Regions from separate parts of the Homo sapiens genome. Here all the other regions are linked to region 1. The links are chromatin loops, found by intact Hi-C in ENCODE. Cell type or tissue: gastrocnemius medialis. All regions are shown on one strand.

Region 1 (2,500 bases):
TTTTTAATAAATATTTGCACTCATATGAATTATACTAAGACTTGCTAAAATGTACCCAGTGACCCTTCCCTCCCAGCTTATCTTTCTATTGATGCTATTGCAAAGGGCAGGTCCCATCTGCAAATAAGGATAAGACAGCAGCAAACGGATTGGATCCAAACATCGCACTTCTGGCACTTTAGGACAAAGGGCTTTCTCTCCTCTTTGTTTCACCTGTGCAGGGCCTAGCATGAGATCCAAAATAGAATTCAAAAGGTAAGCCCACATGAGAACACGGTGTAATTATAGGGTTCCTGGGCTATACAAAAATGTGGGTTGTTGACAGTCTGTACAAGGTCTGGAGGAAGAATGAGTCCTGTTTTCAAGACTGGATGCTTTTATTTTCTGACTGCACTTTGAAAAAATCTTGTTTTGAGAGTGGGAGGAATCAGGAAGCGAAAGTACGTAAGAAACTTCATCTTTCCAGATGGCCAATCCAGAATGACCCCCCGCAAAACACACACATGTAAGACTCTGGTTTTCTGTTCTTTTTAACCCAATGTCACATGTATCACATGCAGGCATCACTAATTTCACAAAGTTCAGGCTCTCGCTTGGTAAGCTTAACTTACTTTCTCCTTCTTTGCAAGCTTAAAAAGATGCTAAGTTTTTTAGCCTCCGAAAGGAGTATCCCAGGTACTCGTCACCTGGGTAAACACACAGGCTTAGCAGGGAATTCTTCACCAGGCACGCTCATGAGACACAGTGTGTAAATAGCAGATCTGAAATTCTACCACCTGCAATTATCGAGGTGGCTTGGGCAAACTAGAATCTGTAGCCCTCTCTAGAACAGGGTCCTGGTGTTAATATTCAGAGCAACTGCCTCCCAGCGAGGACACTCACATAAACAAGGAGGATAGGAACTAGCGAACACCTGAAAATGTCCTCCCCATTGACTCTGATGGGACTGGCTGTTATTTTACATGAAGGAGCTCACATCCACATGCACAGCCCTCATCCTCCAGAACTTTCCACCACCTGCCCCCGCCAGGGTCTCCTCAAAGTGATTTAAAAAGTCAGTGAAACCTGCAAATTCTCCTAATCACACTCTCTGGAAGACCAGCCCTGCAGGTGTCACCGCCCACTCTATGCTGTCTCTCCCTCTTAACCACTGGACTATGACAGCAGCACATCACAGGGGAAAACAGCCACCAGCAGAGGGCAGTCACAACACCAGTGTGGCAGGAAATACCAGCTGAGGACTCATCACTTCCAGCTCCCAACCAGGCAGGGAGGTTACATGACACCAACTCCGACACAAAGAGGAGATCTGCCTTCGTGTCTCTCCGCTTTGCCCAGCAGGAACCACCATCATTCATTCAAGGAGAATTATCTCCAAATTCCCTTATTCCATCAAAAGTGGAGTTTTTATTAAGTGGTAGAGCTATGGAATCATGGAGCTTAAAGTCCCCAATCAATCAAACGGGCAGGCGGACATGCAGAGCATTGGAAAAACACAACTGAGGTCAAAATCTCTTGTTTCATAGGTATGTCTTTTCTGTGGTTCTATCCTTCTTGTGGTGGAGAGGGAGGACCATATATTTTGGCTAATAATTGACACTGAAACTGAATCAGTGCTTCTGGCTAGGCTAGTAGCCTAGTGCCAACCCTTACCAATCAAATTCTAGAGAATATGTAATATAAGCACTAATATTATTTATTTATTTATTTATTTATTTAGAGACAGAGTATCCCTCTGTCACCCTGGCTGGAATGCAGTGGTGCCATCTTGGCTCACCGCAACCACTGCCTCCCAGGTTCAAGTGGTTCTCCTGCCTAGGCCTCCCAAGTAGCTGTGATTACAGGTGCCCACCACCACGCCTAGCTAATTTTTTGTATTCTTAGTAGAAATGAGATTTTGCCATGTTGGCCAGGCTGGTCTTGAACTCCTGACCTCGAGTGATCCACCTACCTCGGCCTCCCAAAGTGTTAGGATTACAGGCGTGAGCCACCACGCCCGGCCATGATATTAATTTTTCCAGAAGCATGAAAAGCCTCCTTCTACAACATGGCACATAACCTATTTCCATCACATTCACTCCCTGCCACACTGATGAGATTTTTCTCAGTCGTTAGTGAGTGACCACATTGGTGTTAGACTTAATCACTCAGCCCATCACCTTCCACAACCAGGGTCAAACACAGTAGAGAATGAGGAACGCAGATGCAATTCCAGACTCTGTTTTAAATGCTGGTGATAAGAGGCGAAACAAAACAAAACAAAACAAAAGTTCTGCCTTTCAAAGACAAGGATGGTTGTGAGGATGGCAATGCGACATGAAGAAAGCAAGTGAGCTTTGCCAGACACGTTAAGACACCACGAAGGGGGGAGAAGTGAAAATCGGCCGGTTACCTCTCTCTGAATCCGGGAAGGCGTGAGGGAACAGAGCAGAAACAACACGTTAGCATTCACACGGCATCCCGCCAATAACACAGCCCCGTTAACAGCGAGTCTGAGCAC
Region 2 (2,500 bases), 76 kb after region 1:
CACTCAGGGAAATGGTCCCTGACCGACTGGAACTCAGTGTGTAATGCAAAGGTGAAGTAAATACAAAGAAACTCTCTGCCAAGATAGGCATGGTAATTGCAGAAGAGAAAACATTTTAGGTAGTTGTTCTAAAGAATTTGCTGTAAATTAGATATGATGAATTCCTACGGGGAGGAATGTATGTGCACAGAGCTGAGACATGAAAAAGGAGACCACAGTCAGCCACAGACTGGAATTAAGGCTAGAAACCTAACCCCAGAGCTGAGAAGGTATCTGAGGAGGAGACATCTCTCAGGCTAGACCTGAAGACAGACAGACAGACAGACAGACAGAATGAAGTGCTCCCTTGTGGCTTCTGCTCACAAGAAGGCAAAAAGTGGATGCTGTCATTGGCAAGCCTGTTCCAGAAGCATGTGTCATGTTCCTAAGATAGTCACTTCCCACCCGTTCTGCACATGGAGATTGGCAACTGTTCCTCAGTATTGGCTGAGCTGCGATTTTCAAAATGCAAGAAGATATGTTTCCCTTTGAAAGAAACAATTTGGCCCATGTAGACTTATGTGGTTGGATTTTGTTCCAAGTAGGTAACATACCCGTGTCTCTGTGCAATCATGTCTTACCCTGTGTGTACGTGGCCACCAGGAAAGACAGACAGGGAGAAACTGAAGGAAGCCCAGGAGGTCCAGAAACTAGAAACTATTCTGAGAGCGAGCATGACTGACCGACCCTGGTGATCACACAAAAACAAGGAGGGACCCAGAGGATGTTGCGAGGCAATGGATTCCCAAAATTCCAAGAGAAGCAACCGCAGGTGAGATCCTGTTGTGAAGCCTTGAGATGGTGACGGGGCAGAAGTATGCAGTGAACGGGAGACCTGAGTGTGGAGTCTGTGGTGGGGAAGGTCAGAGGGAAGAGGGGAGGACTTCGTATCATGCAGCCTACACAGCCTGCAGGCCATGATACCACGTCCCTGGGCTCTGCTGCACCGCAGACTTCTGCAGGCTTCCTCAAGTGGCCAGGGCTCTCACTCAGGGTCAAGTCAGGGCGGCAACTCCTGTGCTGTGTTGACTGCGGCTCATTACTGCCACCTGTGGGACAACTGGGACTGTCTTCTGAATGGACCTGGGGTGGGTCTAGTGATTTGAGGCCCTGCAGAAGTTTATTGATCCCAAATCTGAACTCCAACTGCAGATGGTAGCTCATCTCTTCACCTTCATATTCTGCTATTCTCTAAGTGAACTCCAGCTCCCCAGCTAGCCCCAGAACCTGGCTTTTAGAGCTGAACTCCAAGATTTCTTGTCTTCAGCTTGATGGATGAGGCCCATCAAAGAAAGGGAAGTGACTTGCCCAAGGTCTCCCGGGCTGGAAGCAGCAGAGACGGGTGAACAGTGGGGTCCTCTGTCCACAGTACTCATCCCACCACCTGCTACGGTCCCCTGACAAGCCACTGAGGTCAGGGTCCCCATGTGTATTTTTTTCATATCCCACAATACCTAGGTAAGTGCTAAGCAGATAACCAGTACTTAAGATCTCTCAATGAATTTTTTTCATCCAATGAGAAAATTTAGACTATCCAGAGAAAAAAACACCAAAAATAATTAAAGCAACATGAGTTCTGTGAATTATAAAGGTAGAGGGAGTTGAGGTCAATTTTATCAGAGAGGGAATGGGTTATCTTAAAGTATTTGAATGAGTTGGGAAAATATCAACCAAGAGTTGCCCTTCTACAGGATATCAAAGAAGTAGAAGCTTTGGAATGATGAGGAGTATTTGCAGAACAGTAATGGTGAACTTCTTAAGAAAAAGAGATGTTAAAACAAGGAATCCTCTACCAAGGGTGCTGTGTGCTTTTTATCCACAGGGCAAAGGTTTAAAAACAGAGTGATCAGTTAACTCTCCCTATGAACCTTCTTGTTTTAACAGAGATGAATGGACCAGAGACTCAGGTTTATTCTGTATCTAGGTTATAATTCCACATGCAAAACGCAATCTCTGTGAAACTTATTCCATGACAATGCAATACAGCTTCCCATTTCTCACATTGCTTTTGAAGGAGAGGATGGCAGTTCACACTTTAGCACATAAAACAGAACACAATATTATGAATATTTTCACTTATTTACAATGTGACGTATCCCAGTGCTGGCCAAACCACTCTATCATAATTCTATGCAGCTTAATCTAGTGGGAAAGGGACTAGCTTGAACTAGCACATCCCCACACTGGCTAGTACACAGTTACTGAGCACTGGCCAAGCTCATCTCTACAGACATCTTTCAAAGAGAGAGGCCCACAAAGAACTCCATAGGAATGTGAAGGTGTTTTGCAGGCAATGCCACACCAACACATGCTTGAGTGCCACTGGGGAACCTCTGAGCTATCTGTGTCAATTTTGTCCCCAGTATTAACTTTTTAAGTTAAAAGATTTGGGGGAAAATGTTTTATAGGCACTACACTATTTACCCACAGCCTATCTCTTGGACAGTAAGAGTGCTTTAAT
Region 3 (2,500 bases), 57 kb after region 1:
TAGTTCTGGGGTATCCCTGTCATTCTGGCAAAATTATTCAGAGCAGCTCCTTTTACTCTCAAAAAGTGTCCTGGGTTAGACAATAAATCATATGATCACCTCAGTCAAAATTCTGGTGAATTCGGCTTCTGGCATGGAAACTGGGGCTTGGACAGGGTACTGTGGAAATGGGGTTCAAGACCCACAGAAGCTGCCACCAGGAGAGCATCTTAGTGACCCTGGCTGGAGTGAGCCCTAAGACAGCAATGTTACTGTGAGATAATACTCTTCAAACCAGAAGTCAGAAATGCGTTTTCCCACTGTCTCCAGCTGTCTACTATAAAATCCTACAACCTAGGACTGCTCAAAAGAATTCAGTAACAACAAAGAAGGTAAAAAAGAATACTGGCTGTTTTCTCTCCTTGGAATCCAAGATGACAAATATTTTGATCTAACAGCTCACTGAACACCCAGAGTATCATTCTTAGCTAAAATATGCAAATCACCCGACCTCACCCCAGCACATTAATAATACTGTTTTTGCCGGGTGGGCAAACAGGCTCATGCCTGTAATCCCAGCACTTTTGGAGGCTAAGGCAGGCGGATCACTTCAGGCCAGGAGTTCGAGACGAGCCTGGCCAACATGGTGAAACCCCGTTTCTACTAAAAATACAAAAATTAGCCAGGTGTGGTGGCACATGCCTGTAATCCCAGCTACTCGGGAGGCCGAGGCAAGAGAATCGTGGCAAAAGAATCGTTTGAACCCGGGAGGCGGAGGCTGCAGTGAGCCGAGATCGCGCCACTGCACTCTAGCCTAGGCGACAAGAGCAAAACTCCGTCTCAAAAAAAAAAAAAATTGTTTTGTCATACTGATGAATATAAGCCTGACATATTACTATAGTGAGTTTATTTAAAATCATTTTTCTTGGGTAACCCTGCTCTTGTTTTAATTTAGTTTCTCATCTGAAGAGTTTCACCCCATTCCATGTGGCTTAAGTGAGAGGAAACAGGTGTAAGCGGGACTAGGCAGCTCCGCCCGAGGGGCCAGCTTGGCTTCTTCCCAAAGAAGGGAGCAGAAACGAGCAACCTGCAATGTTTGGTGCTGCCCCCGTGTGGCCAGGAAGGTTCATAACCACCACCACTTTCCCTTAAACCCAGGAAGGGATGCCGGGCGTAATCAGTTCTGGGAATAAATGCTCATCTTGGAGCATGGGAAGAGCTCAAAGTATTTAATCAAGTCATCTGCCACTTAAAAAAAAAAGTTAACAAAAAAAAATCAACATATACACTTTGACTTATGCCCATTCTTCAATAGTTCTTAACCAAAAGGGCAAAAGAGTAATGGTTCAGGGTAGAACCGTGTCATCAGAGGAGTCTGGATTCAAGTCACGATTTTGCTACTTTCTGGCTGGTGACTTTGAGTTAAGTCACTTCAGGTCTCTAAGTCTCAGTCTCTTCATCTGTAAAATAATAATGCCACCTATACTTTACAGCATGTGCGAGGCCCAAAGAAGATAATGCTGGTAAAATGCTTAGCATCATGCCTGGCAGACAGTCAAAACTTCGCAAATGTTTATTATTATTTTTTGTTTGTTTATTATTTTTGAGATGGAGTCTCACTCTGTTGCCCAGGCTGGAGTGCAGTGGCGTGGCGTCAGCTCACTGCAACCTCCGTCTCCCAGGTTCAAACGATTCTCCTGCCTCAGCCTCCCGAGTAGCTGGGATTACAGGCATGCGCCACCACGCCTCGCTAATTTTTTGTCTTTTTAGTAGAGACGGGGTTTCACCATGTTGGCCAGGCTGGTCTCAAACTCCTGACCTCAGGTGATCCACCCACCTTGGCCTCCCAAAGTGCTGGGATTATAGGCATTTGCCACAGCATCCGGCTTTTATTATTATTATTGATAAACTTTTACTCTTTTCTATTAGTGGATTTTAAGGATTTCTCTAGTTTAACAGATTTCAGCCAAAGCCAGCACGTGGAGATGTACTGTAGACCACGATACATACGAATATATGATCTGGAGGGCTTTCTTAAAACACACAACAGGCCGGGCATGGTGGCTCATGCTTGTAATCCCAGCACTTTGGGAGGCCAAGGTGGGCGGACCACTTGAGGTCAACAGAGTGAGACTCCATCTCAAAAAAAAAAGAAAGAAAAAAGAAACACACACACACTCACACACACACACACACACACACACAGAACACTGGGCCCCTTCCCCAGAGTTTCTGATTCAGTAGGTCTGGGTAGGACCCAAGAATCTATATCTCTAACAAGCTCTCAGATGATGCTGAAGTTGTGATCTGGGAGCCACACCTTGAGAACCACTGCTATAGACAGATGGCTCCTTTCTTTACCCTAAGTTATGTGGTTCCTCAGACTGAAAGTAAAATCTAGGTTCAAATCCCAGGGCTGCCTCTTACCATTTTTGACCTTGGGTGAGTTAGTTAACCTGTCTGTGTCTCAATGTCCTCGTTATAAAATGTGGGTACTAAAAATAACTTGTCTCACAACAAA

Evidence for each region. Peaks named below come from ENCODE experiments on the same cell type or tissue, not always from the same donor. Only the 100,000 strongest peaks of a DNase experiment are listed, where the experiment ranks them.
Region 2: a loop joins it to region 1, with 2.7 times the contacts of the local background. A loop is called at or near these places in 4 of 110 quality-filtered maps.
Region 3: it touches region 1 in a loop (11-fold over the local background); 44 of 110 quality-filtered maps call a loop at or near these places.

The regions. Positions count from the first base shown.
Region 1 is chr4:40,839,978-40,842,477 of GRCh38, forward strand. The region is part of intron 12 of APBB2 (amyloid beta precursor protein binding family B member 2); the gene reads right to left. Among named protein-coding and RNA genes, the nearest start is that of NSUN7, 91 kb to the left of the region's middle. RefSeq lists enhancers at 612-701, 722-821, 973-1,474. In gastrocnemius medialis, a CTCF peak has its summit at 1,193 (motif pointing right); a DNase peak (open chromatin) is centred at 1,224; H3K4me3 peaks cover 331 bases; H3K27ac peaks cover 1,621 bases.
Region 2 is chr4:40,916,007-40,918,506 of GRCh38, forward strand. The region is part of intron 10 of APBB2 (amyloid beta precursor protein binding family B member 2); the gene reads right to left. Among named protein-coding and RNA genes, the nearest start is that of NSUN7, 170 kb to the left of the region's middle. In gastrocnemius medialis, a CTCF peak has its summit at 1,093 (motif pointing left); DNase peaks (open chromatin) are centred at 445 and 1,055; H3K27ac peaks cover 1,716 bases.
Region 3 is chr4:40,896,698-40,899,197 of GRCh38, forward strand. The region is part of intron 10 of APBB2 (amyloid beta precursor protein binding family B member 2); the gene reads right to left. Among named protein-coding and RNA genes, the nearest start is that of NSUN7, 150 kb to the left of the region's middle. RefSeq lists enhancers at 689-1,189, 895-1,189. In gastrocnemius medialis, a CTCF peak has its summit at 1,089 (motif pointing left); a DNase peak (open chromatin) is centred at 1,072.